Linked DNA regions of Mus musculus: regions 1, 2, 3 and 5 are each linked to region 4. A link is a loop called in an ENCODE intact Hi-C map of the cell type or tissue named here. Cell type or tissue: heart. All regions are shown on one strand. Links, peaks and the distances in the headings refer to the core of each region. The heading gives the core; the rest is flanking DNA.

Region 1 (5,830 bases), core at 523-5,522, 69 kb after region 4:
AAGAGGCATGTGAAAGTGGGTTTTCCAGACAGACTTACTGCTATCTAAGCCACACCTCAGGAATTCCTTCCTCATATACCTGGGGTTGGAAGAGATGGGCGGGGAGCCTCCACTGGTCACTCAGAGGTGTTGGGTGTCTCTCCAATAGAACCTGCCCATTACTAGAATGAGATAAAGACCTGAGGTGGTGACCTCCCCCTCCTGATCTTCTCCAGAAGGGTGGAGAGAGTGCCTGGGTTTGGGGTCCAACTAAGATCAGCGACTGTCACACATGCAGGGGTGGACTAGCAGGGAAGGGGCACTCAATGACGTGGTTCCACCCGTCACTAAACACTGAGTCACAGAGATGGGTGAGGCTCCACCTGGCCCAACCTTTACCCTGCAAAGGCTGATGACATCCCAAAGGGAACCACTGCGTTTGTGGACTATGAGCAGAAGTTCCCTCTCGGAGGTGCTGGCAGTAGCAGAGAGTGCCTTATTTTGATCCAGACTTTAGAGTCTTCCCCCCACCCCCACCCCTGAAACAGGGTTTCTCTGTGCAGCCCTGGCTGTCCTGGAACTCACTCTGTAGACCAGGCTGGCCTCAAACTCAGAAATCCACCTGCCTCTGCCTCCCAAGTGCTGGGACTAAAGGCGTGCTCGTGCCACCACTGCCTGGCCAGACTTTAGAGCCTTAGCGCAAATCGTCTGTTTCTTCACAGCCCAAGACCAAGAAACCACAGAATAGACTGGAGCTCTAGGATCCCAGAATCCAGGGGCACAGGAAGAGAGATACATTCACACAGGACCTCGGGGGTCCCAACACATAGACCTGCCCAGCCATACGCAGCATCCAGGAGTCACAGCCCTGATCCAGATCTCACTAAACTAAAATTATAGGGCTGGGGAACACAGCTAATTGGAATCCAAGCCCCCAGGGGACTCAAAGCAAAGACCACACACAGTAAGGAACGAATTCTGCAGCCCTGGGAGGTAGAAGTACAGCCCACGTTTCCTAGAACCACAGGAGAGGAACATAGCTAGGGAACGAATGGTACTTAGCGCTGGGGGGTGGGGGATGCTGGGGAAGGGGGTCCAGAGTTCACCTCAATCTATCACCTCCACTTAAAGCTGAGATGGCCAGGGTCCTTTTGGCTTCCAGAGCCTCCCAGCCAGCCAGCATCCTGCAGGGACCTGGCCTGTTAGGGTGTCATGAAGGAAATGCCCCAGAAGGCAGGGGAAACCTTGGGAATGACCACAGGGAGCCTGTGTGCTCTGGTGCACTCACCAGCCGTGTCGTAGAGGTTCAGGGTCACCTCCTTGTTACCCACTGTCACACTAGCCGTGTACTTCTCAAACACCGACGGGGCGTAGTGCTGCGAGAGAGGGGGGGGGTCGGGTTGATCTTTTAAGGGGTGCAAAGGTGAGCTAACCATCCCAGACATATCCCTCCCCCCACGACTGTCTAACACCCTCACTCCAACCAGCTCGAACCTGGCAAACCACTGGGCTCAGGAATTCTCAAAGGGCTGCCTGGAGGAGACAGCTGAGACTCCATGGTCCAGGCTTGGGGCCTGGGTCCAGGTTGGGGTAAAGCCCTTGTTCCCTGCGGTCCCAAGCCCATCCTCACCCCTCCTGCCACCAAGCGGGCCTTACCTCGGGAAATGAGCCTTGGCAGTACACCATTAGCAGGGACGTCTTGCCGCAGCCGCCGTCACCTACGATCACTATCTTCAGCTCCTTCCTCGCCGAGCTGGGGGCGGCGGCTGGGGCCGGAGCACCCGGGGCGTCCATAGCCCGGAGCCCGCAGCGCTGGATGCTGCGCGCTGGCTAGAGCCCAGTAGAGCGACAGGGCAGGGGCGGGGTTACAGGGCAGGGCTACGAGGCTCCACCCACGGGCAGCTGGCGCCACCTCTGCCAGGCAGCCTCCCAGGTTCACCACCCTGTCTTAATTCTCCTCGGCTATGGTCCGGGGACCCCGGGTATTTGTCTTGCAGTCCCAGGGGAAATGAAGAACCTGAAGAAATGGATGCTGAACCGCAAGCGCAGTGCACCCCCACCCCCTGCTTAGTAGATTCGTGGTTTCTGCCTCTTCACAGAGACAGCCTTTAGTTGGCAAGCTCCGCCTTCTAGCAAGGACCCTTTGATTGGCCGGTCCCACCCCCACAGAGAAAACGTTGATTGGCGGGCTGTATCCTAGCACCCGGGTTCGCATCCAGCCCTTGCTGCTACAGCTTATCTTCCCACAGGTTGTAGCCGCGGTCGTTCGGAGAAGATGCCAAAAGGTGGGTTGTGTGTGTCCACATAGTCTGACCCTGGCCTTAGCCGGTGTGCAAATGCAGGAATTCTGCCCACCTACCCTGCCCACCCATTCCGTTGGCCCGTACTGTGGAGCCATGGCGCCCCCTGCCGGCGAATGCCTTCCGTCAGCAGCCTGTTTTCAGGGCGGACTCAAGATACTCGGCTCGGAAGGGCGACCCCAAACATGACAAGTCGCAAATGTGACAAGCCGAGAGCCCTAGTTGAGAATATCTGGACCTTCCGTAAACTTTGGAAACGGATAATCCTTGTCGCTACCAATAAGTGTTCTGGTGTCCGGTCTTTCACCCCAGGAGCTCCACTCTCATCCCCATTCAAATTGCTAGTACTCCCAGAACTACTAGCAGTACAGCTGGCTCATATCACTGCGACCCATGCTTTTCCTGTTACTGTGTGCCGCGAGTCCACCTCCAAAATCAGGCCAGTGGTCAAGCGGTAGGACCCCAGGAGACTGCCAGCAGTAGGCAGATCCTGAGGGTGAATATAATTCTACTAGAGGAGTTCATTTCTTCAAAGCAGTGTTGGCAAAGCTCTTGTCCTGGGCCTCACAATGGGGAGTCTTGATTTTCAAGTTCTCAGCAAACATCAAGAAAATTTTACTCTGTGGAGTAACTACCAACCTCACTCCTTGTTTCCCCGCCTCCTCCCCCATTGCGCCAGGAGACGCAATACACGGCTCCACCACCAGAGGACAGCAGCGACCGCCCGTGAAAACGCAAAGACAACAGGGTGGGTGGAAACCTGAACCAATCTCCAGCTGTTAGGGAGAAGCCCCTCTTGTCACTGGATCAACCGCCCATAGACAAATGTTCAGCAACTCACTCATTCCTTTTTTTGCAACTTGTTTATTGAGAAACAACCATGTTCCTGCCTGTGAGGAGCTCAGTCTAGAGGAGGCAGTATTGACGGAGTTCCCGGGACCAGTGAGATCAATTTCGAGACTACAGCTGAGGGGCCAGGAAGGTTGTGTTTGTTATATTGGGTACAGCTGTATAGAGGGCGAGCCAATAGAAGCTGGAGGGGTGCCCAACTTGGGCAAATGTACCGCAGCTGGAAAACCACCTTCAGGTTTTCAGTGGTGATGAGGGAGACAGGCCCAAGTGGTTGTCAAGGTAACGGGCTAAATCAGGGAGGGCCTAAGTGCTGGCTGAAGGGGGGGGGGGGGGAGGAGGAGGGCTGCAAAGAGACGAGACAGGACTCAATGGAGTGAGTCCTGTCAAAACCAGGCAGGAGAGGAGGAGCTAGGGCTATCTCTTAGTGGCCAGTGAGGGTGGCAAAAAATAAAAAATAAATAAAAATAAATAAAAAGGGAAGGACAATTTCCATTGATGTGCCAGAGGTGAGGTTCCTCAGAAGCACAGAGCAGGTGACTCCAGTGTGGAATAGCAATCACACAGAGAGAGGGGGATTGAGAGTGGGCTGGGACCCACTTACCTTTGCAGGACCCCAGGTTTCTTCTCTCAGACATCTTTTGGCTTGGCTCTCGACCCAGGAGGCTGGCTGGCTGCAGTTTGCCAAGGGGAGAATTCACTTCTAAGAAAAAAAACTTGTTCTACTACATATAACCAAGAGAGGGCTCCTGGCTTCCCACAAACTCCCCCAGACCTGTGTGGAGGAAGAGCAAGTCTGCAGGGAGGAAATGACCAAAAGCGACCAGCTCTGGGGAGGGTTCAGACAGCACACGGCCACCCCACCCGTTCCAGCCTGCCTACTCACCCAGCCCTACCTCAGCAGGAGGCTGGCAAAGTCCCAGCACTACCCGGCCTAGAGTGTTGGATTTGGACTCAACTCTGGTGGTGATGGTGGGGCTGGATCTGTAACTAAAAATAACCAGGAATCTAGCCAGCTGCTGGTGAGAGCCTCCTCAGAGGTCGGGCCGGGCCAGCTGAGGAGATAGGCGCGCGCGCGCGCACTCACACCCACCCAGGGTGGCTTTACTCCCTCATCAGCAAGATGTTCAGGGGGCCTGGGGCACTCTCCATTGTCCAGGAATTCCTAGAGAGCAGAGGAAAGCAAGAAATTGCTTCTGTGGGTTCTTGCCTCAAACCCCCCTCAGGGAGCTGTCAGGTGGTCACTGCAGAGACTAAAGCTCAGATCCAGGGGGGCAGAGGAGAACAGACTGCAGCCTTTAAGGACAAAGTACAAATTTGGGTGGGGGAGGCTAAGGCCACCACTCCCCTATTCAGAGGCCCCATAAATCAATTATTGAGCTATCCAAATGCAGATGGAACGGATAAGAGGGGGGAGATAAAGACTCTAGCAGAGGGGTGAAGCCAGGCTATCTTATCTACCTGGTTAGGCAGCCTGACCGCTCCAAGTCTCAGCTACTTAACAGCTCCAGGGAACAAGCAGAGGATGGGCTTAGTGATTTCTGGAAGCCAGGCGGAAAACCAGCGAACGTTGGTACAAAGGGATATACCTAGGGTCCTAACCTGTCACTAGGACTAGCCCGGACACAGCAAGACCCTCCTCCATCACGCGACAATTTAATAGCTCTGAAGGTTTTTGTTCAACTTTCCCTCCTGGTTCCCATTGGCACGGAACAATCCGAGAAAACACTGGGGGCCGTGGAGAGCGGGGATGGCGGGTCCTCCGACCCACCTCGGTTGCAGAGAGTCTAAAAAGGTCATATTCCAAACTTGGGCTCGGGGCCAGGTGGAGGAGCCGGAAGGGGCGGGGACACTGGAATCTCGTGTAGTAAATCGAGTACAGCCACCTCCCAGTTCAGGCAAGCCTTCTGCTGGCGTGGCCCTCTCTCTGCAGGCCAGAGCGGCTCCGCCCCACGCTCCGTGGGTGACCAGGAGGCGGGGCACCCCTCGGGGCCAGGAACAACAGCAGGACAAACTGCCCCACCCTACAGCCCAGGAGGTGATAAGGGGCCAAAGAAAGGAGAGAGAGAGAGAGAGGTGGAAAAGACCTGAAGTAGAGAGCAAGCCACAAGTTGGTCCCGGTCACTTCCATCTTCCCCTTTCAAGCACCACGTCACAGCTTAGCGCCTAATTGCTCCCTAAAGCCTGTAGCCCTCCAGGGTACAGCTGACACAGCGCGACTTAAATCAATTAGTGGGAGGCTGGAGGAGATAAAGACCCCAGCCAGATCCAAGGACTCTAACCAGAGCCTTTAGGGTTGATCAGTTGTGTTCCAAGGCTTACCAGGTATCTAAAGTATGAACGAGACCAACCTAGCAAAGCGCTCTTCTCCCCGCCCCCCTTCTCAATAGGGGTGAGGAGTTCAGCCTTCCCAGCAGAAAGCCAGCTCATCGACGGACTTGATGCCTGGCCCTCTGCACCAGCGGGAGCCACGGGACCATTGTGGAGCCTTGCTATACCAGACAGCTCTCTCTGGCAGTGATAAAGGCAGACAGCTGGCACGGGAGGGAGCCTAAAATAACCCAGACAGCTGGGCAAGGGGGTGTCACGGGCCCAGGTTCTGGGCTGAAAATCAAGACACCTGGAACCCTGTCCAGGCTCTGCTCCGTGGTGGCCTCATAACCTTGGGTGAGACATTTCTTCTCTTGGGGCTATTGGTGGGT
Region 2 (5,830 bases), core at 452-5,451, 85 kb after region 4:
TGTTTTCCCAAGATCTGCTGCACCAGTTCTCCGCTGGGATTGGCCCAGCATCCCTGAGTCCCTCCTCTGGTTCCACCCACCCTCCACCCATACTGGGATTCCCACAGATGCAGGCTGTTTTTCTATATGAATGTCAAAACATCGCTACGTTTGGGTCTTAGTGTCTGGTATCCGGGCACCCTCTGTACGTATTTCCAGAAAGCAGAGTTCAGATCCTCTTCCAGAACAGACTGGCTCCTCCACCCACGGTATACCAGGACACTCACCTAGCTGATTCCATTCAGCCACAGTATGAACTGAGGTGTCCCCCCCTCCCAGAGGACTGAAGTCTGTTTGCCTGCTGATCAGGAGGCATGGGGGAGGGGCTGTCACACCTTTTAAATATCTAGAATTTGTAAGGACAGTCCATCAAACCCAAGACCACAGTCATTGGTCACATCTCTGTGTCACACCCTTTAATGTCAGATGGCCTGAGGCTTGGGAAGGAAATAGCAGCCTATACCAAAACATCAGGGTCTTCTCTTTGTGCTGCCAGTATTAGGGACAATCCTCTATGTGTGCAGAGGGTAAACATCTATACTTAGGGATAGGGAAAAACAACAACAACAAAAAGAAACAAAAAAACCCCTGCGCACTTCCAGGCACTCCAGTTCTTTCCTTGTGATGGGAGGTCATGGGCTCCACACTCCCTAGCAGCCAAAGTTTTAGCGGGAAGCAGCTCAATTGCCTGGTTCAGCTCGGTCCTCCCTCCACACCCACAACACCCATGATCTCTTCTCTCTCCAGCTATCAGATGCTCTGAAGCGCCTCAAAGATGGCAGCCTGTCTGCAGGCTGCGGCTCTGGCTCCTCGTCAGTCACCCCCAATAGCGGTGGGACCCCCTTCTCCCAAGACACAGCTTACTCCAGCTGCCGCCTGGACACACCCAACTCCTATGGACAAGGCACCCCAATCACGCCTCGCCTGGGCACCCCTTTCTCCCAGGATTCCAGCTACTCCAGCCGTCAGCCCACACCCTCCTATCTCTTCAGCCAGGACCCCACAGCCACATTCAAGGCGAGGCGGCACGAGAGCAAGTTCACAGATGCCTACAACCGCCGCCACGAACATCATTATGTCCACAACTCAGCGGTGGCTGGAGCCACAGCTCCTTTCCGAGGCTCCTCGGACCTCTCTTTTGGGACAGTTGGCAGCAGCGGGACTCCCTTCAAGGCTCAGTCGCAGGATGCCACCACGTTTGCCCATACTCCACCTCCTGCCCAAACAGCCACGGCTTCTGGATTCAAATCAGCTTTCTCTCCATATCAGACTCCAGCACCCCCCTTCCCGCCACCCCCTGAGGAGCCCACCGCCACAGCAGCCTTTGGGAGCCGCGACAGTGGGGAGTTCCGGAGGGCACCTGCGCCCCCGCCCCTGCCACCCGCTGAGCCTCCAGCCAAGGAGAAGCCAGGCACCCCTCCTGGTCCCCCGCCCCCTGACAGCAACAGCATGGAGCTGGGTGGTCGGCCTACCTTTGGCTGGAGTCCTGAGCCCTGTGACAGCCCTGGCACCCCTACTCTGGAGTCCTCTCCAGCCGGGCCAGAGAAGCCCCATGACAGCCTGGACTCCCGCATTGAGATGCTGCTGAAGGAGCAACGCACCAAGCTGCCCTTCCTTCGTGAGCAGGACTCAGACACCGAGATACAGATGGAAGGCAGCCCCATCTCCTCCTCCTCCTCCCAACTCTCCCCGCTCAGCCACTTTGGCACTAACTCGCAGCCCGGCTTCCGCGGTCCCTCGCCACCCTCCTCGCGCCCCTCCAGCACAGGTCTAGAGGACATCAGTCCCACACCACTGCCTGACTCTGATGAAGATGAGGACTTGGGCCTGGGCCTGGGGCCTCGGCCCCCACCTGAGCCAGGCCCCCCAGACCCTATGGGTCTGCTAGGCCAGACAGCCGAGGTGGATTTGGACCTGGCAGGAGACAGGACCCCCACCTCAGAGCGGATGGATGAGGTACCACCATGCCTGTCTGTCTGTCTGGGATTGATTTTGTCTGTCTTGTGTTCTACTCCTGATACATTTTACTAGCTAAGATGCGGGAGCAACGGGACCCTGTAACGCTCCTCCCTGGACGCAGGCTAAGTTCTGAGCTCTGGCGGGGTTTTCGGAGAGACCCTAGGCTGTGCTCATGGTCCCAGGTCATTGTCTCTGTTAATGGCGCTGTGTGAGGCTGGCTCAACAAACACTCCCAGGTGTTCTTTCTCAGAGCCTGGTGCCCTGAAGAGAGGAGAAAGCATGCAGGTGGAGCGGTCCAGCAGTCCATCTGTCCATCTGTCTTCCTTTTCTTGGTGGCTAATTTAGGATCTAACGTTTAGGGGGAAGGGGTTAGGGTTAGCTTTGGAGGGGAACAGAGTGTAAATCAGATGAAGGTGTCTGCCCCCTACTCCTTCCTTTCTTCCCTCTATCTCATTACCCAGACCTCCTGTCTCAAGAAGTTTCGAAGCTGGGATGGTGAAGGTTCCACTGTCCAGGTTTTCTAGGGGAGAGGATCATTGTGTCATCTTTCTAAGCTCAACCCTGGGTCCTTGTACTAGGGGGCCCAGCACGCATTAACAAGTAGACGCTCAGATAAGAGACCCATGCACCTGTGGACACAGATTTGCGTGTCCTCCATTAGCCCCCTCTGGCTGCCTGCAAAGGAACTTTGGGAGTCAGGGGAGGAGGTGGGGCCGCAGATGGCTGAGGCTCCTGGGAGCCTGCTAGCAGTTCTGGGGAAGTGGTTTTCTGGCTTCAAGGGTCAAGGCAGAGGGAACTGACAGGTGTACTTGAGCTAACTAACTAGGCTGTAGGCCCTTCCCCCATCCCTCTTAGGCAGCCTAGGTTTGGCGGATGTTTATCATGCCAGCCACCTGGTCCAGGGTTGAGTCGCTGGAGGTCACAGGCCGCCCTAACACTCTCTCCCTTCCTCCCTCCTTCCCTCCCTCCCTGGGCATAAGAAGAGGAAAGCTGAGGCTGGGAAGGCTGGAGTCTGGACTGCTCCAGGACAGAATTATGGAGATGCTTCAGAGTAGAGCTAAGCATCAGGTCGGCCCTCCGGCGCCCCCTGCTGGAGGTCGGGAGAGCAGTACTTAGGTTCTGCTGTCTGGTAGTGCTTGGTGTCTGTAAGAGCTCTTGCCCCGACAAGGCTGAGGTAGAGAGGACCCGTGGGAAGGGACAGGATAGGCAGAGGCTGGTGAGTTTAAAAAAAAAAAAAAAAAGGTTTCAGCCCCAGAGCCTTAATTAGCTGCCTTGTCACACGGACTATGTGACCTCTATAGAGGAAGGTCTTTTCTCTCTCTAGTCTCAGTTTCCTCATCTGTTGAGTGGGTCTGTATGAGTCCTGCCTCACCATCTCCATGGAAACAAGGTGTCCCTTCAGTTTGCCTGAACTACAGGCACTGCGGCCAACTGGTTCCCACCCGCTGTGGCCAGGGAGGGAGGGGGCAGAGCCAGTTTGCCTGCGCCCCTGTGATTGGCTGACTATAGCAGCCGGGAGTTAACCCTCTGAGCGCTGCTCCACGGTGATGCTGGGTGCTGTCCGGAGCTGACGTTAGGGCATTCTTTCTCTTCTTGCTCAGCTTGCCTGGCCTGCCCTCCCAAGGGTACCTTGAGAGTGTGCTCTCAGGATGTGTTGTGTTGTGTGTACAGGGGGAGATGAGAGTCTAGACACTCCTTTCCCCAGCAGATGACTCCTCTGAGGCCCTTCTCATCAGGTGGTGTGTGACCTCTGACCTCCTGCCTTCTCAGCCTTCCAAAGCACCTACTGTCACTTAAGCTTTGTTTTCTTAATATTTTCACCCAGGGTGAGATGTGTGTGTTTGGGAGGGGGGGGCGGGGCGTCTGACCCACAGAGTCCCTTGCGGAACCGGAACTCATTTTTCTCACCTTCCCTCCAGCTCCCACCTCTAAACCATAGCAACTCAGGGCCTCTCTCCAGTTCCCAGGCTCAGATGCTAACATCTCAAAAGACCCAGATCTCAATAGACTCCTCCCACATCAAGTTTGGCCCAGGTTGTCCTTTGATCCCGCCCCTTTCCACCCCCCTTGCAGTCTTAGCGGAAGCTCTTCCTGGGGCAGGTGTCTGGTGTGTGTGTGCCCTAGCCCGGCTTCTTGAGGTCTGTTGTGGGATGCGACCACGCATGTCTGTAGCTCTCAGCCTTGCCAGCCTGTTCTAAAAGCCAAGGAGACTTAAGTGAGAAGATTGAACTGGCCCAGTGGGAGTGAGCTGGCCCAGCTCTGGAGCTGTAGAGCACTGACCTAGCAGCATGTCAGCTAGGGCTCAGTCCCTAGCACAAAAACAAACAGAAACCCCTTCTAATTGATGGGTCCTTAAGGCGGCTGCCTACCCCCACCCAGGCTGCCAGCACTTCCTCGAAGCGGGTACCTTTTGCACTAAGCCCTGCTGGCCACAGTGGCTGAACCCCAGGCTGGGGAGCCACTTCCTGTTTCAAATCCCCCGGCTGTGGCTCTTATTGGTTGCATGGTCTCCAGGAAGTTACTAAAGCCTTTACATGTCCTGAGTTCCTCCTTAGTAACAGTGGAGAGAACAGACCCCTCCGCCCAGAGTTGTTCTAAGAACTGGCCAATGCATGTAAATTTTCCTGGCACGTGGGAAGCATCACTGAGTGTTAACTCTTTCCTGTGATCTTTCAGACTCTCTCAGACCTCTGCGGGGTTCTCCCCACACCCTGTTCCCTTCTCTCGGCCTTTCCCCTTCCCCATGCTGAGATTTCTCATTCCGCTTACGTTTCACCTCCACCATTTTTTAGAAGTTCAGCTCCATACAAATCAAGACTTGTGGCTGTCTCGGTCACTTTCGGCTTCTCCGCATCTAGAACAGTACCTGGCACACAGGTGCCGCAGAGGGAATGGCTATTTGGATGCCCCTTGTACCAAAGGAGAAAAGTATCGTTTGGAATGGTTGACTGATGTGCCCGAGGTCTGGCCAGCACGCTGGGAGTCCCCCACACTGATCCCCTGATCCCCTGATCCCAAGACTCTGACTCCTTGGTGCTTGGAAAATGCTTACAGAACCCTCACTGCTCTCTTCCAGGGCCAGCAGTCCTCAGGAGAGGACATGGAAATCTCAGATGATGAGATGCCCTCGGCCCCCATCACCAGCGCTGACTGCCCCAAGCCCATGGTGGTGACCCCAGGGGCCGGGGCTGTGGCAGCCCCCAACGTGCTGGCTCCAAACCTGCCCCTGCCCCCACCCCCTGGCTTCCCTCCATTACCCCCGCCCCCTCCTCCACCCCCACCACAACCTGGCTTCCCCATGCCCCCACCTCTGCCTCCACCACCACCACCACCACCACCAGCCCATCCTGCAGTGACAGTGCCCCCGCCACCCTTGCCAGCGCCCCCGGGTGTCCCGCCCCCACCCATCCTTCCGCCGCTACCTCCCTTCCCACCGGGACTGTTTCCTGTGATGCAGGTGGACATGAGCCATGTGCTGGGTGGCCAGTGGGGTGGCATGCCCATGTCCTTCCAGATGCAAACACAGATGTTAAGCCGGCTCATGACAGGCCAGGGGGCTTGTCCCTACCCACCTTTCATGGCCGCTGCGGCTGCCGCCGCTTCTGCTGGACTGCAGTTTGTCAACTTGCCCCCCTACCGGAGCCCATTCTCCCTGAGCAACAGTGGCCCAGGACGTGGACAGCATTGGCCGCCCCTGCCCAAGTTTGACCCCTCCGTGCCACCACCAGGCTACATACCACGTCAGGAGGACCCGCACAAGGCCACGGTGGATGGGGTCTTGCTGGTAGTGCTCAAGGAACTTAAGGCCATCATGAAGCGTGATCTCAACCGC
Region 3 (5,830 bases), core at 615-5,614, 53 kb after region 4:
AGTCTTCCCCGTGACCTCTGTCCACTGGAGTCAGAGCGAGGGGCTGGTACGTGGGGAAGGAGGTTCTCAAAACTGACTGGCGGGTGGTGAGAGCAAGTGTTAACTGAAAACTGGGCTGGAGGCCCCGGCTGCCAGGGTCCTGCGGAGCCAGCTGGGAGCTTTCTGGGGACTAGTTCGTAATTTCTGTTGGCTGGGGCAGAGGTGACAGGGAACAGCACGGGGAACGAGAGTGACCACGATGTCCCTTCATTCTAGAAAGGGTGATTGATGGGTGTGGCCCAGTCAGCTTGAGGACAAAGGATAGAAATGCTCTCTTCCTTTTGGGGTATGGATGAATGCCTGGTTTTACAGCGTGTCCCCCATTCTGTTTTGTTTTTTGTTTTCTTTTGTTTTCCAGGCCTAATGGACTAATTTACCAGAAGTTTCGAAATCAGTTTTTAGCGTTCTCCATTTTTCAGAGTGAGTGCTGGAATCCAGCTTAGTGGGAGGGACCTGATTTCCCGGAGATCTGCTCGCTCTCTTGCTTCCATTCTGGTCCGACCATGCTTTATCCCTGAGAGCAGAGACAGCTCAGACATGTAATGACCCAGCAAAGCACTGACCAGATTAGAAACCTCTGGACTTGGCAGTAGGCACTCGATATACGCTTCTCAGAAGGCAAGCTGTAGGGGATTATCCTGGGTGCAGCGGGCAACTTAAGACAGAAAAGAAGCAGCCCCATGCAGGGGGAACACAGCTGCTAAAAAATCGAGGCAGTCACATAGATGTATAGCTGAGGCAAATTATTAAAATTCAAAGTTGAAGCTGGTCACCAGGATGCTCTCGGCCTGCCCCTCTGCCCAGCCCACCCACACCCATCTGCATGTAAGGACAGAGGATTTCAGGGTATGATGCTTTCCTTGAGCCCGGGTACTATGCTCCCCCTGCAGGCTGCGTTCAGTTTCTACAGTACTATTACCAGAGGGGCTGTCTCTACAGACTGCGGGCCCTGGGGGAGAGGAACCACCTGGACCTCACAGTGGGTGAGTAGCTGGGCAACGGGTGGGTTTGGGAATGCCGGTCCACCTCCCTCCAGTGGAGGGACAGCATCAGACCTCCATGCGGCAGAGAGAAGCTGATATTCTTCACCCACTGGCTGCTCATAATTGATGGAGGGTACTGTTTCAGCCACCCCAAGTGTGGTAGCGACAGCGTTCTAGGCCCCTCAGTGCTGGGCCTCGACTCTACCCTTTAGAAGGCCTATCTTTCTGGTCTGAATTTTATAATATACACAATGATACAGTGTGAGGCCGGGTGTGGTGGGGCCTGTCAATAGTTCAGTTGGCTGAATTGGGAGGATCACTTGAGCCCAGAAGTTTGAGGTCAGCTTGGGCAGCAGAGAGACCAGACCGTATATGGTTTTTTAAACAGGCGTGTGCGTGTACACCACACACACACACACACACACACACACACACACACACACACACGTACTCTCTTCTTTCCTACAGAAGGGTTCCAATCCTGGATGTGGCGGGGCCTCACCTTCCTCCTGCCTTTCCTCTTCTGTGGCCATGTGAGTCCTTCTGTTTGTGGGTACCACTGTCAGGGATGACCCCTGGGAACAGGAGATCTTTGGGGCTCCCTTCCCTCATAAGGTGTCTGTCTCCAGTATCTGGGACGAGGTACCCATCCATGCAGATATCACCCAAACCTGGCTCCCCATGATGACACATTAAATGCCCGAACCCCACAGCTTCCTGGGGGGGGGGGGGCTGAGGGCTTCCCCGCTGCTTGTGGTCACGGCACAGGATGGGCCATTCTCCCTGAAGGAGAGGCAGGAAGCCTCAGGTAGCCCCCGGGACCCCCTTTCCTCAGGATCTGGGACCTGCCGTGTCCGAGACACTTGTGGTTCCACGGGATAGGCATGTCCATGTCTTGGGTCTGGGATGCTGGGGGGGTGGGGGGCGGGCCTGGTCCATCTCCCCGGCTTTTCCGCATGGACCTGCAGGGGAACTGACGGGTGAGGGGCGCCTGTCTCCCTGTCTTCAGTTCTGGCAGCTCTACAATGCCGTCACCCTGTTTGAGCTCTCCACCCATGAGGAATGCAAAGAATGGCAGGTATCGTGCCTCCCTCCCTCCCACCATGTGTCTGTCTGCCTGCCTGGCCAGAGGGAGCAGGGAGGGAGCAGCTGGGCTGCCCCGGGAGAACTCTGTTGAGTTCTAGTCAACTGGGAAGGGGTTCAATAGTGCAAGGGGGTCCCCCAGTGTCTCTGAATGAAGGGTCATCCCATCAAACCCTCTTCTAGAGCCCTACCTGATTGGGGGCCCACCTCATTCACCTGTTGCCACCATTTGCTCGACCACTCTTGTAGCTTGCCCGAGAGTCTGGGGTTGAGGCTCTCGTGGAGGGTTCTTTCCCCAGAGGAACTGACTTCTCCTCCTTCCTCCCCTGCCCTGGGCATCTTGGGATGCTGCCCTCTGGATGGACCAGGTATTCGTGCTGGCTCTCACCTTCCTCATCCTCTTCCTGGGCAATTTTCTGACCACGCTCAAAGTTGTCCATGCCAAACTCCACAAGAACAGAAACAAGACAAAGCAGCCATGAACCTCCGGACCCTTGTGCCACCTGGGGGCCTTGGGACCTAAGACTGCTGGGCGTTCCAGTCAGCACCCTGGCTGCCGGTCAGTGGTAGCCATGGGCAGCAACATCTCAGGGGCCAGCAGCATCACCGGGAGCAGGGCCAAGGCCCCGGTCCCCGGCGGACATGAGGAATGTGAAGGCCACCTGCGCGCGCAGTATTAACCTGTCCCAGCTCCCTATTTATAACATATTTAATATCGGGTCTTCCCTGCTTCCCTGGAATCCGAGGCCTGCCTTCCCTGGAGCTCTGTGTAATGGCCGTGGGCAGGCCTGTGTCTGTCTTTCAGGGAGGGGCCAGAAGCCTCAGGGAACCCCTCTCTTCCTACTCCTATCATTTGAATCCCTCACTGGGGTTTAGATGTGCCTCACTCGAGTTGGCTTTAGCCGACCTGCTACTTTACTGTGTCCCAGGCACCGGGAGGAATGAAACTTTGAGCATCCTGTGGAGCCTCCCCTGTCCTGGGCCACCACCTCTTCTGTAAGCCTCCCACAGCCCCACCTTCTGCGGTGGACAAATATTTAAGTTCTCAGAGAACCTACCTGTGTTGTCTCTTGCCTTGGTCTCCGGAACCGCAGGCCTGCTGGCCACTGGGGGAAAGAGATGCAGCCTCCTTGGGACCTCCATGTGGCAGGGTGTTAAGGACGCGGACGGCCTCCACCAGAGGGCGCCCAGCCTCTGGGTTGTTGGAGTTCTGGCGGACTCTTGGGTGCCTGAACCCTCCAGCCACCTTCATAGACTTGCTGAGAGTCCTTGGCATAGGAGCCAGGCCCTCCTTGTGACTGGAACTTCAGCCATTCGGAGGTCACCCATTCCCTTCCTCTCTTCATCTCAGAGGTTCTTTTTTGTACGGGAAGGGGAGGAGTGGAAGGGTCTAAGTGGGCTCAGCCCAGGGTGTGACCCTGTGAGGTCCAGGAAGCAGCAAGAGTGGAGGGGCAAACAGGTCCAGTTTGAGTGTTCTGTCCCTGCCCAGCCTGCTCAGACCCAATGTCACGGCTGGCCGCCTCAGACACGTTTCATTTGGTCCTCACAGGACTTACTTTAAAATTCTTTAGTTATGTGATAAAAATGAGAACTCGCCTCCTCCATGGTGAGATTCGACATAATCCAGATTTCTGTTTACCTTGCAAAAACTGGGAAGGCCTGGCAACATTCCCAGAGGTCAAGAGCATTTACCTGCCCCTGTTTGCCGCAGCCCGCCCCTCCCTTCATGCCTGCCCTATTTCTGCCCTTGGTCTCCTGTCCCCAGATCACCTGGCCTATCCTTTGCAGGCACCTGGGATCGCCTCCCCTTAAAGCCCAGAAGATGAGTATCTTAGGCTTTGTGGACTAGTCCTGTGGCAGCTTCAGCTTGCACTTGTAGAGCAAAAAGTGCCATTACATGATGGTGGCTATTCAATAAAACTTTATTTACAAAACCAGGCAGCCGGCCACATGTGGCCCACAGGCTGTGGGTTGCTGACTGCTGCTGTATCCCACGATCTGTTCACAAGGCCTTGGGTTCTGAGAGAACAAGAGGTCCTTGTTTGGCTCCGCAGGGGACAGCAGGGGCTTGGAGCATTTGGGGAAGGGGACCAAGTCAAGTGGTGCTGGGGCAGGGGCCAGCCAAGGCCATGGTTTCTTCTCGGACTGTGCCTTCATCTTGGAGGCGCTAAACCTACCTGGTATACCACGTAGGTATTGAACAGTTGTGACGTCCAGGAGGAGTGCCAGGACTCAAGACTTTGGCTGTTGGAGATAGTCAGCAGGCTAGTTCTGAGAAATTGTCCAGCGTGGACAGGGGTGGCCATGTCAGTTCTGGAATGAGGCAGAGGTAGGCTACTCCTGAGCTCCACATCCAGTAGAAGCAGAAACTGAGTGGACCAGTGAGGAGCTTGACTGACTAATGACCCATTTTCAGGTGGGCCATAGTCTAGGGAGAGCCCATTTGTCTGAGGTCCCCAATGGTGGGATGAACCCAACCATCAGGAGTTTCCAGTAGTCGGCTGGGGAGTTGGAGGTCAGACCTGGAGCAGGGGTCAGATGAGTGGCCTGGCTGGCCCGAGTATATTTTGACATTTTGAGAGATTGTTTCTTCTCACTCTGAACATGCATCTCAGGCTGTGACCAAGCCCGAGACAGAAGTCCTCGGTGTGGTAGGAAGGGAGAAGCTGGTGCCAGACCCACGTCCGGCTTGATGCCTGTGTTCTCCTGATAGGCTGTGGTCCCCAGGTTCCTGAAGGGAAGCAGGAAGGGGCTGGAGGATGTAGCCGAGCCTATCTCAGGAGCTCAGGGAGACTGTGACAGAAACAGTGGGCTTGGGACTCTCGTGAACAGCGTTGTGTACCCATGCTTACCCACAATTCCCCGGTGCCAGTTCTGAGTTTCAGGCATAAATTGGTTTGGAAAGGGAGAGACACGCATGGCTGGGGGCAGAGGAGCTGTGACAAGGACCCTCCTGTGGCCTGGGACAAGTGCCAGTCATGAAGTAGAGGAACATTGGTGGGTCTGGCACCCTCATTCACTAGTGCACTACAGCCTGAACCCAAAGGGGCCATTCCAGAATGTTCTGAGAGTCCCCAGATGCCAGACACTGTAAGACCCACTGGGCCTGGGTCCCTGGCTGTAATAGTTCCAGTCAGGCCCTCTGTCCCCAGGGTCACAGCAGCAGGCAGATCCTGTGTTTTTTCTGTCTCTGCGCTTTCTTCAGGGCGCTGAGGGCCACCTTGGCGGCTTCCCTGAAGACATCTTCCACATTCTCCCGAAACTTGGCAGAACATTCCAGATAGAGTGCACCTCGCATCTGTTCACAGGCATTCAGGCCCTGGGGTCAGAGGGGGTGGGGGGAAGAGGCAGTGTTAATTAGGTGGGCAGGGGTGGTGGTTTCTGGGGTCTCCTGACCCCCCCAGAGTCTTAAAAGTTTGGGGCTCACTCTGGAGGCTCTCCAGAGTTGGTGGGAACCCATCTCTGTTCCAGCACTGGCCAGTTTGGTGTTCACATGGCTGGATGCAAGAAGCCCACTCGATGGCCCCACCTGTTCCCTTTTCTCCCCAGCTTTCAGCAGAGAGGGGCGCGGAATTCTGAGGAGGCATAGAGGGCTAGCTGCCACTCATGTTCCTGTTGGTGCAATCGTGGCGACTTGAGTGTGCTGGTGATGTAAAAATCTTGGCTATACTATCATGAGTATCTGTCTTTGATGTGAGACAGGGCCTCACTGTGTAGCCCTGGAA
Region 4 (5,830 bases), core at 417-5,416:
CTTCCAGAGGTCCTGAGTTCAAATCCCAGCAACCACATGGTGGATCACAACCATCTGTAATAGGATCTGAAGCCCTCTTTGCTATGTCTAAAGACAGTTAAAATGTACTCATATATACTCATATACATACATAAAATAAATAGATAAATCTTTTTTAAAAGGAGAGAGAGAGAGAGATGCTCTTGCCAGGCAGTGGTGGCTCATGCTTTCAGTCTCAGCACTCAGGAGTCAGAGGTGGGAGGATCTCTGAGTTCAAGGTTAGCATTGTCTACAGAGCAAGTTCCAGGACAGCCAGGATACCCTGCCTTCAAAAACAACGAACGAAAGATGCTTTTATAACACACACTAGTTTTCATAGGGATATGTGTTCTTTTTTCTTAGTAGCATACCTACAGCTAAAAGTGGAATGTATGTGCCCAATAAACTTGTCAAATTGTTTTCCAAAGTGGCTGTGCTATGTTCCCCATTGTGTTAGCGACATGTAAGATTTTTCATTTTTATGTGCCTTAAAATGTATTCTTTTATATGTATGAGTGTTTTACCTGTGCACTCCATGCATGCCTGGTGCCTGTTGTGAGTTCCTGTGTGGGTGCTGGGAATTGAACTTGGGTCCTTTAGGAAGAACCCCAGGGCCACGTTTCCAGCTCTCCTCAGTCTTTCACAGGTTGGTCCTGCCTTTCACTTTGCTTGTGGTTATGAACTTGCATCTCATTGCAGTTTGGTTTGTTTTTCCCAAATGGCTGTTGATGCTGAACTCAGAATGTGTTTGTGATTGTTTTGTTTTGTTTTACTGTAGCTGTCTTCAGACGCCCCAGAAGAGGGCATCAGATCTCATTAGAGATGGTTGTGAGCCACCATGTGGTTGCTGGGATTTGAACTCAGGACCTTCAGAAGACCAGTGAGTGCTCTTAAACGCTGAGCCATCTCTCCAGCCCTTGTTTTGTTTTAGATGGGGTCTCAGCATGTCCTTAACTCACAGAGATCCTCCTGCCTCTGGCTCCTGAGTGCTGGGATTAAAAGCCCAGCCAGAATGTATTTGTTAAATGCAGGAATAAATGTAGGGATTTACAAATTAAATAGCCATATTAAATTTTTAAAATTTGTATTTATTGCTGGGTATAGCAGTGCACACCTTTAATCCCAGCACTTGGGAGGTAGGGGCAGGCAGATAAGTTAAGGCCAGCCTGGTCTACAAAGTGAGTTTCAGGACAGTCAGGGCTACATAGATTTTTGTCTTGTTGTTGTTGTTGTTTTGTTTTTTTAACACAGGGTTTGGGTACCAAACCTTTGCTATCCTCATTGGCTCCAAGGGTATAAGGTACCAGCACACACACTTACACAGACATGTCCACATAAGTAAAAGTAAAATAAGTAGTTTTTTTTTTTTTTAAAGTCAGGTGTGGTGGCACACTTGGTAATCTTGGTGTAGACAGGTGGCGCTAGGAGGAATCCTGGGGCTTGGTGGCCAGCCAGGCTAATTGTGTCTGCAAGCTCCAGTTCAGTTAGAAATCCTGTCTCAAAAAATAAATTCAAGAGTGGGGGCTGGGGGCTGGTGAGATGGCTCGGTGGGTAAGAGCACCCAACTGCTCTTCTGAAGGTCTGAAGTTTGGATCCCAGCAACCACAACATGGTGGCTCACAACCATCCGTAATGAGATCTGACTCCCTCTTCTGGAGTGTCTGAAGACAACTACAGTGTACTTACATATAATAAAAATAAATAAATTAAAAAAAAAAAAGAGTGGGGGCTGGAGCGATGGCTCAGTGGTTAAGACCACTGACTGCTCTTCCAGAGGGCCTGAGTTCAAATCCCAGCAACCACATGGTGGCTCACAACCATCTGTAATGAGGTCAGATGCCCTCTTCTGGAGTGTCTGAAGACAGCTACAGTGTACTTACCTACAATAAATAAATCTTAAAAAAAAAGAATTCGACTGGAAATGAGAATGCCCAGGGTTGACCTCTTGCCTCCATGTGCACCCACACCACACACACACACACACACACACACACACACACACACTATATCTGCATCTTAAAAAAAAAATCTTTTTTTTTTTTTTTTTGAGACAGGGGTTTCTCTGTGTAGCCCTGGCTGACCTGGAACTCACTCTGTAGACCAGGCTGGCCTTGAACTCAGAAATCCGCCTGCCTCTGCCTCCCGAGTGCTGGGACTAAAGGCATGAGCCACCACACCCAGCTTTTTTTTTTTTTTTTTTTTTGAGACAGGGTTTCTCTGTATAGCCCTGGCTGTCCTGGAACTCACTTTGTAGACCAGGCTGGCCTAGAACTCAGAAATCCGCCTGCTTCTGCCTCCTAAGTGCTGGGATTAAAGGCTTGGATCACCACCTGCCGTGAAATGACGTTTCAAAGGGAACAAGAAATGAGTTTGTTTCTTTTTTTCTGGTGCTGGGTCTCAATCTTAGCTTTTTTTTTTTTTTTTTTTTTTTTGTATTCAAGAATAAATTTTGTTGGTAGGAAATAAATTCTACAAAGTTACCAGCAGGGGGCGCAAGGAAACAAGATTTAAGCTTGTATCCTTATTTTAAAAACCCAGAGCCTAGCCAACTCTGTACCTTGCGGTTTTGTTTGCCTGTCTGTTTTTGATACAAGGTTTCATATAGCCTGACCCAGGGTGGCCAGGGACCATTCCAGATCTTCCTGCATTCAGGTGCTGGGATTACAGGCGTGGCCCACAACCTTGGCCTTGTGTTTGGAAAATATTTCTCTTGAATTTCCCGGAGGAACCTGCCGTTGTACAAAAGAACCCTCGAAATAGGCTTTAAGCAGAGAATCGTTCCTCTTGATTCTGCAGCAAAGACAAAATCATAGACGATTTAGTGTTTTCTCTGCTGCTCAGAATTTGCTTCCAGAGGTCCTGAGTTTAATTCCCAGCATGGTGGCTCACAGTCATCCGTAACGAGATCTGACTGAAGACAGCTACACTGTACTTATATATAATAATAAATAAATCTTGAAAAGAAAATGGGTATGAGTTTGTTTGGAGTGCTACAACTGTTAGAACGGGTCACCAGTGGGGGCTGTGAGGTCTGTGAATGTTCTAAAAAGCTGTGAAATGGGGATTTAAAAACTACCGTGGCCAGGCGTGGTGGCACACGCCTTTAATCCCAGCACTCGGGAGGCAGAGGCAGGCAGATTTCTGAGTTCGAGGCCAGCCTGGTCTACAGAGTGAGTTCCAGGACAGCCAGGGCTATACAGAGAAACCCTGTCTCAAAACAAACAAACAAACAAACAAAAACAAAACAAAAACAAACAAACAAAAAACCAAAACCAAACCAACCAAACAAACAAAAACCCCAACTACCTTCTAAGCCGGGCATGGTGGCGAATGCCTTTAATCCCAGCACTCGGGAGGCAGAGGCAGGCAGATTTCTGAGTTCGAGGCCAGCCTGGTCTACAAAGCGAGTTCCAGGACAGCCAGGGCTATACAGAGAAACCCTGTCTCAAAAAACAAAAAACAAAAACAACTACCTTCTGGGTTCAATTCCTAGCACCCACATGGTAGCTCACAAATGTCTGTGACTCCTGCTACAAGGCATCTGACACCCAACCTCATACAGACACACCTGCAGTCAAATCACCAATGTACATTAAAAAAAAAGAAAAAAGAAAAAAAAAACCTACCTTAAGGCAGGGTGGTGGTGGTAGTGGTGGTGGTGGCGGTGGTGGTAGTGCACACTTTTAATTTCCAGGAGGCAGAGGCAGGTGGATTTCTGTGAGTTTGAGGCCAGCCATAGTGAGTTCCAGGACAGACAGGGCTACACAAAGAAACCCTGTCTTGAAAAACCAAACCAAACCAAACCAAACCAACAAAACCCCTGCCTTAAAGGCAGAATTATTTTTATGCCACATGAATACTTTTTGATAAAGGTGTTATTCAGATACCCATATATATCTTCAAAGGTGTCATGGCCAGGATGAATAAGGAAAGAATGCTTTCACAGACCAGAAAGGACATGATACCTGATGTCATGTCTGCACCTGGAACAGAAGAGGACACCAGTGGAAAGGAACAGTCACATCTGAGTAAACACCGAGATTTAGTTTATAACAATCTACCAGTGTGATTTTTTTTTCTTTTCTTCTTTGAGACATGGTCCTATATAGTCCAGGCTAGTCACCAACTTGCTGATGTCTGTCCAGATGTTTCTTGGCCCTGGGACATTGTTCCTCCAGGGGCATAATGCCAGACTCCTCTAGAGTGAAGAAGGCTGGAAGATCTAGCCACTAGGTGAGTCAAAGAATTTCTTTATGGCCCGAGCCAAAACAGAAGGACCATGGAAGTTGGGTCTGTATATGATATAGTTAAAAAGTTCTAAATTGCCCGCCCCCCAGGCCTCCGCAGTACAAGCTGTCATGGCGGCCAGGCTGTTAAGCTTGTATGGTCGATGCCTGTCAGCAGCGGGGGTGATGAGAGGGCTCCAGGCTGCCCTCGTTCGCTGGGAGTCCTCCAGGGCTGTAATCGCCCTATCCGGTGTGGAGAAAAAGCGGCAACGAGAACCGACCATGCAGTGGCAGGAGGACCCAGAACCCGAGGACGAAAACGTCTACGCAAAGAACCCTGACTTTCATGGTTATGATAGTGACCCTGTGGTGGACATCTGGAATATGCGAGCTGTCTTCTTCTTTGGTTTTTCCATCGTCCTGGTCTTTGGGACCACCTTCGTGGCTTATGTGCCTGATTATAGGATGCAAGAGTGGGCCCGCCGGGAAGCTGAGAGAGACTTGTGAAATACCGAGAAGTCAATGGCCTTCCCATCATGGAATCCAACTACTTCTATCCCAGCAAGATCCAGTTACCAGAAGATGACTAATGGCTTACCGAGCAGGGCCTAAGAAGCATTACTCATCCGCTGCTTGTTATTTACCTGGTTCCTCAGAACACCTTATTAAAGGAATTGAAAGTAAAAAAAAAAAAAGTTCTAAATTAGCTAGACATTCATGCCTGTGATTCCAGTACTTGGGAGGTGGCAGAAGGCTCAAGAGTTCAATGTTGGAATGGGCTTAGCAGTGCAAGCCTTGAATCCCAGCACTCAGAAGGCAGTGGCAGGCCAATTCTGAGTTTAAAGCTAGCGGTCTATATAGCAAGTTCCATGACAAATAGGACTACATAGTAAAACCAGCAAGCTTGCCTAAAATGGGGCTTTTTTTTTTTTAAGATTTATTTATTTATTTATTATATGTAAGTACACTGTAGCTGTCTTCAGACACTCCAGAAGAGGGCGTCAGATCTTGTTACAGATGGTTGTGAGCCACCATGTGGTTGCTGGGATTTGAACTTCAGACCTTCGGAAGAGCAGTCGGGTGCTCTTACCCACTGAGCCATCTCACCAGCCCAAAATGGGGCTTTTAATTTCAACAAAACTACTGAGTAATTTTGAGGAAAATAATTCCATAAATTTATAAAATAGACCACTTATGTTAAATGAAATTTACCTGATCTTTTTCAGCGTATATGAATGGTCATATATCTTTAACCATTATTATTTTTGGTCCTACTACATTTTGGGGGGGGGTGCATGGTATTTTGAGATAAGGTCTGGGATACCAGGCTTGCCTCCCAACTCACAGAGATCTGTTTGCCTCTGTCTTCTGGATTCTGGAATAAAAGGCACACACCATCATGCTGGACTCAGGCTGTACTTTATTTAACTTTCCCTAGCATGGGGGTATTTGGGATGGTTCTAGTTTGTGTGGCTATAAATATCTTTGCAAAATGGCTTGGTGTTGTCTGTGGCACTATTTTGAGCAAGCACGTTTGTGGAAAGTGGACAAAGTCAGAGTCCCTGGAATTTCAACTTGACCTTGGA
Region 5 (5,830 bases), core at 260-5,259, 110 kb after region 4:
TGCCCTAAGTCTCAGGGTTAGAGGTTGGTTGTAAATTCTGACCCTGTCAGTGAGTTCTGAACTGAGACAGACTATAGTCAAGCTAGACGCCCCACCAGTTTTGGTTGGTTTGGTTTGGCTTGGTTTGGTTTTTTTCGAGACAGGGTTTCTCTGTGTAGCCCTGGCTGTCCTGGAACTCGCTATGTAGACCAGGCTAGCCTTGAACTCAGAAATCCCTCTGCCTCTGCCTCTGCCTCCCACATGCTGGGATTATAGGCGTGTGCCACCATGCCTGGCTTATTTTGTTTTGTTTTTTTAAGAGAAAAATTTTTTCTAGATAATTTTTCTTAAGCACTTTCTTAGGTATCTGGAGCAGCTGATGCTCTGTAATTAAGCAAAAATCGGTGTCATAGGCCTGTCATTCCAGTGACTCCAGAGGTGTCATAGGCCTGTCATTCCAGTGACTCCAGAGGCTGAGGCAGGAAGATCACAAGTTCAAAGCATGAGCTATGAACCTAAGCAACTTAGTGAGATGCTGCCTCAAGATAAACAGTATCAAAGCAGGCTGGGAAGTTGGCAAGATGAGACAGCGGGTAAAGGTGTGTTCCACCAAACCTCCTGACTTGAGTGTGATTCCCTAGAACTCAGGTGTCGGAAGGAGAGAATTGACTCCTGCAAATTGTCTTCTGACCTCCCCAGGTATGCTGTGGCCTGTTCTGGGTAATGGGGTTGGTCTCCAGGGCGGGGGTGGGGGTGTCTCTGAGAAGACAAACCCAGAACGAGGCTGGGCACGGTGGCACAGACAGAGCCAGTGAGCTAGATCAAGAACAGTCAAGCTGGATGTGACCTGAGCTTAGTTCTCAGAGCAAAAGGGGAGGGCAGGCTCCCGAGAGTTACCCTCTAGTCTTAAAATGCACAGCGGTGTGTGCCTACCCATCCACATCACACACAATAATAAAAATTAAAAACCCAGACCAACCTGGGCATAAAGCCAAGCGAGGTGATTCGTGCCTGTGATCCTAGCACCTGGGGATGCAGAAGAGGCAGGAAGATTTTTGAGTTTCAAGGCCAGCCTAGGCTACAAATTTAAGCCTAATTCATGTGACATAGTAATGGCCAATGTTTTAAGTGTGTTCGGTGTGAAAGCAGGAGAGAGAGAGAGAGAGAGAGAGCAAGCAGGCTCTCCTAGGAGACCCGTATTTTCTCCATTCATTAGATGTGGCCACAGGCACTGAGGGTAATCAGTCTGTCCAGCCAGGGTCACCAGGGTCATCTAGCTAGCAGGTAGCTGGTGTGGGATGTGGCCCAGACAACTGCAGGGTGAAAGGTGTGTGCGAAGGTGCCCATGTCTTAGCACCAAGGGCAAGGCCACAGACAAGGGTGTCTTTGTAAGAACCAAAACCCCCAAGTGTGTCTGTGAAATGGCTCAGCTCTCTAAAATGCTAGCTCAAGTACAGCATGACGGCACATGCGTGTAACTCTAGCATCCGCAAGGCGGGATCCAGTGGGATTTAGCTACTGAGCTGCCTGGTCTACATAGAGCGTTCTGAACTGGCCAACCGGGGCTTCACGGCTGTCTCAAAACAACCAAAACCAAAACAACAACAACAACAAATACTGACTCTCTGGTTTAAAGTCATACAGACAAAATATGTCCAGATGTGGCCCACAAGCTGCGGGCTGCAACCTTCTAGGTTAGAGAAATGTTTTTGCATGAGTCATGGAAATAGGGAGGTGTTTTTGCATCGGCTGCAGCCTGATCTGCTTCATTTTCTCCCACATTCTTTGTTTTTGTTTTGTTTTGTTTTGAATCTCAGCACGTCACAGAGACTGTCTTCAAACATCTGATCCTCCTGCCTCATCCTCTGGAGTGCTGAGATCCCAAGCATGCACCACCCTACCTAGCTTATTTCCCCGGTTTCTTAGTTCATGATCTTTGAAGCCCTGACTTTTCCTCTATTTGGAAACAAAACAAAACAAACCAGAATAGAAACCATCTGGATTCTCCCCCATGATACCGATACCACTTTGGATATATATATTTTTTTTTCCTTACAGAGATCAAAGTGTGCCTAGTTTTGCCATGGCGTGATACCAAACACCTTTGAGTCCCAGCCCTCTGGGAGATGGAGACAGAGGCAAGCCGAACTAGAGTTACAGGTTAGCCTGATCTACATAGCAAGGCCAGCCTGGGCAACACACTTAGCCCTCACCCCACCCCACCCCCAATCTCAAAAATAAAGTGAGCCTAACTTTAAATTGACTGCGGCTCAGGGAAGAGTGTTAGATTAAAACAAAAGGAAAAGGGAGCAAAGCCCCGCTCTGTCCCTGGTGCTGATGATGATAGACCCTCTTGGGTGGTAAGGTATGCTCAGTCTCTGGCCATTAACACTCTTCCCGGTTGCCTTATGTTTTTGTTGTTTTGTTTTGTTTTTCAAGCAAGTATGCACAAGGCGTGAGGAAACGCAGCTGTGAGGTTTGGGGGTTAGGGGGACTGGTGATTGCCACACTCAGGATGCAGGGCAGGAGAGGCTCAGAACCACTCGGGTCTGGGCTCTATCATACACACCAGGAACAACAATGCCTTGAGATTGCTGAGGAAGGACACCAACCCTAAAGTCCTTTGACCTCTTCCATGTGTTCCGAGTGATGCCATTAAGGAGGGCTCATCTTTAAAGGTTTTAAAGCCATCAGATGAAACGCTGCCACACTCCAACCCACCGCAGGACCCAGTTTGTTGTTTTTGTCTTTCTAGGATGGATCATACGGGCAGGGTCCCACTTAGTAAAAGTTCTTGCACCCTGCACCTGCATTCCCCATAGGGGCCTCAGTCAGCTTAGCGGTCTTGGTCTCCCCCTGGCGGCTAAGTGACGCCACTGCTCCTTGCGGGGCCCAAACACAAGACACAAACTTGGACCTGGGAGGGTAGCTTTACTCAGCAGGGAGGACTCAGGCAAGGCGGACTCTTGTAATAGAGGGGGCGTGGCCATGACGTGGGTGGAGCCCTGAGGTTCAGCCTTTCAGCCAGTTGGAGATGACTGATGTGTCCAGCACTTTGCGTGGTCCATGTGTGGATGGGGGCTTACATTCCAGACCTCACACCATTGGGCTCCAGGTCAGTGAGGTTGCCCCGTAGGGCTTGCTCCTCCTCGAACGCCTTGAACAGAGAGTTGAAGTTGCCCGCTCCAAAGCCCTGTGGCGTTGAGAGAAGGCGCGTGTGAGCTGGGTAAGATTTCGCAGGCAGCTGATGCTATCCTCTGGGTGCAAGCCGTACCTGGTGGTTGTGACGTTGAATGACTTCCAGGAAGAGTGTGGGCCGGTCCTGCATGGGCTTGGTGAAGATCTGTAGGAGGTAGCCTTTCTCGTCATAGTCGACTAGGATATGCAGCTCCTGGGAGGGAGACAGTGGGCTCTGTTAAAGGAAGGTAAACTGGACCTTGTGGAATCCTTGTGGGAGCCTTGGAAAGTGTAAAGGCTACTGCACCACCAAAGCCAATAAAAGACTCCTTTCTCCAGCTTTCTCCAAATATGCCCTCAGTCTAACCCACCCCCACGGCCATTCCAGCTTAGGGTCTGGCCTTTCTCCTAGAGCCCCCCTCCCCCCATTAGATGGCACGTAAGTGGAAACCCGGACTTTTTTCTTTGTTGCTGAGGAGAGTGTAAAAAAAAAAAAAGCCCGCTGCATCTAGTTTGGAAAAACAGCCCGGGAGTTTCTCCGAATGTTAAAACGTGTCGTCCACTCCAGAAATGGCTCAGTGGGTAAGAGCACTTGCTGCTCTCACAGAGAGTTTGACTGTGGGTTCACACACACACACACACACACACACACACACACACACCCAGCAGCTCACAGCCATTTGTAACAGCTGGAGGGGCTCTATACTCTCCTCTGGCCTCCTCCAGCACGTGGCCTGTGTACACACAGAGACACACACTCATGTACACTTTGTTGACCCAGGCCAGCCTGGTCTACAAAGTGATTCCTGGCCAGCCAGGGCGAGTATACAGTGAGACCCTGTCTCACAAATTTTAAAAAAGTTAACGTATTCCACGTGGCTTCTGTGCTAGTAAAAGCTGTCCCAAATAAAGCCAAGGCTGGGAGACGGCTCAGTGGTTGAAGCAGGTGTGAGATCAGAGCTCCAAGCCCTGGACCCCGTGTAAGTGTGAGGCTGCTGTGGTGACCCCTCTGTAAGTCTAGCTTCAGAAAGCAGAGATGGGGGAGGGGCCACTGGAGAGAAGGCCTAGCAGTTAAGAACACTTGCTACTCTTCCAGAGGACCCAAGTTTGGTTCCCAACACCCACGTCAGGCAGCTTTTTTACAACCACCTGTAATTCCAAGTGTAGAGGATCTGATGCCTCTGGCCTCTGTGGCCACTGGCACGCATGTGCAAACATCCACACATAGACACACTCACAAATATTTTAAGAAGAAAGAAAGGAAGGAAGGAAGGAAGGAAGGAAGGAAGGAAGGAAGGAAGGAAGCCAAGATTGGTCACATCAGTAAGCTCTGGGTTTGATTGGGGGTGACCCTGCCTCGGTGAATAAGTTGGAAGATCAAGGATGATTTCGAACACCAGCATTGGGCCTCCACAGGCAGACAGACAGACATACACACTCAGACTCATATGTGTGCACATACATATACATACCACAGAGAGAAAGAGAGAAAGAAAAATTAAAAATTTAAAAATTAAGAAAACAAAAACAGCCAGGTGTGGTAGCATTCGCCTTTAATCCCAGCACTCGGGAGGCAGAGGCAGGCGGATTTCTGAGTTCCAGGCCAGCCCTGTCTACAGAGTGAGTTCCAGGACAGCCAGGGCTACACAGAGAAACCCTGCTTCAAACAAAATAAAACAAAACAAAAATACAAAACAAAAACTCAATTAAATAAATGATAAAATGAGATGAAGAAACCTCCCAATGGTTTCTAGCCAAAGAAGAGAAATGGCCAGAATTATAAATAGCTGTAAGAATAATTGGCCTTGGGGGCTGGAGAGATGGCTCAGCGGTTAAGAGCACTGACTGCTCTTCTGAGTGGCCCTGAGTTCAATTCCCAGCAACCACATGGTGGCTCACAACCATCCGTAATGAGATCTGACGCCCTCTTCTGGTGTGTCTGAAGACAGCGACAGTGTGCTTACATATAATAAATAAATCTTTAAAAACAAAAAAAAATTGGCCTCAGACAAGCTGCCTGGCCTCTGTCACACTTGAGATGTGTCCGTCTTTCTGTCTCTCGCATACTTGAAGGCTGTGCCTGCCTCAGGGCCTTAGCACAGTTTACTCTCTTCTCCTATAGATTTCAGTTAAAGCCACCCATCAGCCTTTATCTGTTCCTCTCTGCAAAGCGGCCTCAAGTGGTCTGCTGTAACTCTCCGCATGGTACCAACTCTGTGTGTGGCCCAGTGAACCCGGGGTTCTTGTTCTTCTAGTTAAGCATTGAGCTGAGCCTCACCTCCAGGACGTCCATGCTCTCTTTCACCTGGATCTTGGCTGACTTGAGATTCTCCCGAAGCAGTTTGTAGTAAGAAGATGGGGCGGCCAAGAACTCCGTGCCTCGCTCCCTCAAGTGGCGGATCTGTCATGCAGCAGGGTCAAGGTCAGCTTGTTCAACTGCTGTCACCAGGAGGAGCAACAAGGGCAGGAGGTAGCAGAGTCCCTATCCACGTTCTGTCAGGATACCTTCTCCCTATTTGTCTCTACTTCACAGACTACTAGTGATGGCTCTCACTTATAGAATGTACACTGTGTGCCTGCCTTTCTGTGCGCTGCTGGGGAAACTGAGGCAGGCATCGATCTATGTCTGTCTCAGTACAGAAGCCGGAGTGACATTAAATCAAGTGTGCCTCTT

Evidence for each region. Peaks named below come from ENCODE experiments on the same cell type or tissue, not always from the same donor. Only the 100,000 strongest peaks of a DNase experiment are listed, where the experiment ranks them.
Region 1: a loop joins it to region 4, with 6 times the contacts of the local background. A loop is called at or near these places in 19 of 42 quality-filtered maps.
Region 2: it touches region 4 in a loop (4-fold over the local background); 18 of 42 quality-filtered maps call a loop at or near these places.
Region 3: it touches region 4 in a loop (4-fold over the local background); 28 of 42 quality-filtered maps call a loop at or near these places.
Region 5: a loop joins it to region 4, with 6 times the contacts of the local background. A loop is called at or near these places in 32 of 42 quality-filtered maps.

Annotation. Positions count from the first base shown.
Region 1 is chr5:123,130,600-123,136,429 of GRCm38, forward strand. Rhof (ras homolog family member F (in filopodia)) reads right to left here and starts at 2,030. Exons shown (of 5, transcript NM_175092.3): 1 at 1,636-2,030; 2 at 1,268-1,355. The coding sequence starts at 1,773. In heart, for the core only: CTCF peaks have their summits at 2,379 (motif pointing left), 3,008 (motif pointing right) and 5,061; DNase peaks (open chromatin) are centred at 2,212, 2,982, 4,082, 5,072 and 1 weaker place; H3K4me3 peaks cover 4,379 bases; H3K27ac peaks cover 4,292 bases.
Region 2 is chr5:123,146,761-123,152,590 of GRCm38, forward strand. Setd1b (SET domain containing 1B) reads left to right here. Exons shown (of 17, transcript NM_001040398.2): 6 at 787-1,995; 7 at 5,075-5,830. Among named protein-coding and RNA genes, the nearest start is that of Setd1b, 7.5 kb to the left of the region's middle. In heart, for the core only: a CTCF peak has its summit at 3,089 (motif pointing left); DNase peaks (open chromatin) are centred at 3,081, 3,451, 4,151, 4,441 and 4 weaker places; H3K4me3 peaks cover 2,313 bases; H3K27ac peaks cover 1,829 bases.
Region 3 is chr5:123,114,171-123,120,000 of GRCm38, forward strand. Tmem120b (transmembrane protein 120B) reads left to right here. Exons shown (of 12, transcript NM_001039723.2): 8 at 398-459; 9 at 930-1,022; 10 at 1,491-1,555; 11 at 2,032-2,100; 12 at 2,474-3,275. The coding sequence ends at 2,587. It overlaps Rhof (ras homolog family member F (in filopodia)), which reads right to left. Exons shown (of 5, transcript NM_175092.3): 5 at 4,010-5,424. The coding sequence ends at 5,260. Among named protein-coding and RNA genes, the nearest start is that of Rhof, 16 kb to the right of the region's middle. In heart, for the core only: CTCF peaks have their summits at 925 (motif pointing left) and 3,267 (motif pointing right); DNase peaks (open chromatin) are centred at 3,281 and 4,841; H3K27ac peaks cover 834 bases.
Region 4 is chr5:123,061,866-123,067,695 of GRCm38, forward strand. It overlaps the pseudogene Gm6444. Among named protein-coding and RNA genes, the nearest start is that of Tmem120b, 11 kb to the right of the region's middle. In heart, for the core only: CTCF peaks have their summits at 2,511 (motif pointing right) and 5,203 (motif pointing right); a DNase peak (open chromatin) is centred at 2,646.
Region 5 is chr5:123,168,917-123,174,746 of GRCm38, forward strand. Hpd (4-hydroxyphenylpyruvic acid dioxygenase) reads right to left here. Exons shown (of 14, transcript NM_008277.3): 12 at 5,435-5,557; 13 at 3,254-3,370; 14 at 2,891-3,172. The coding sequence ends at 3,062. Among named protein-coding and RNA genes, the nearest start is that of Hpd, 11 kb to the right of the region's middle. In heart, for the core only: no CTCF peak of the experiment used is centred there; a DNase peak (open chromatin) is centred at 2,975; H3K4me3 peaks cover 870 bases.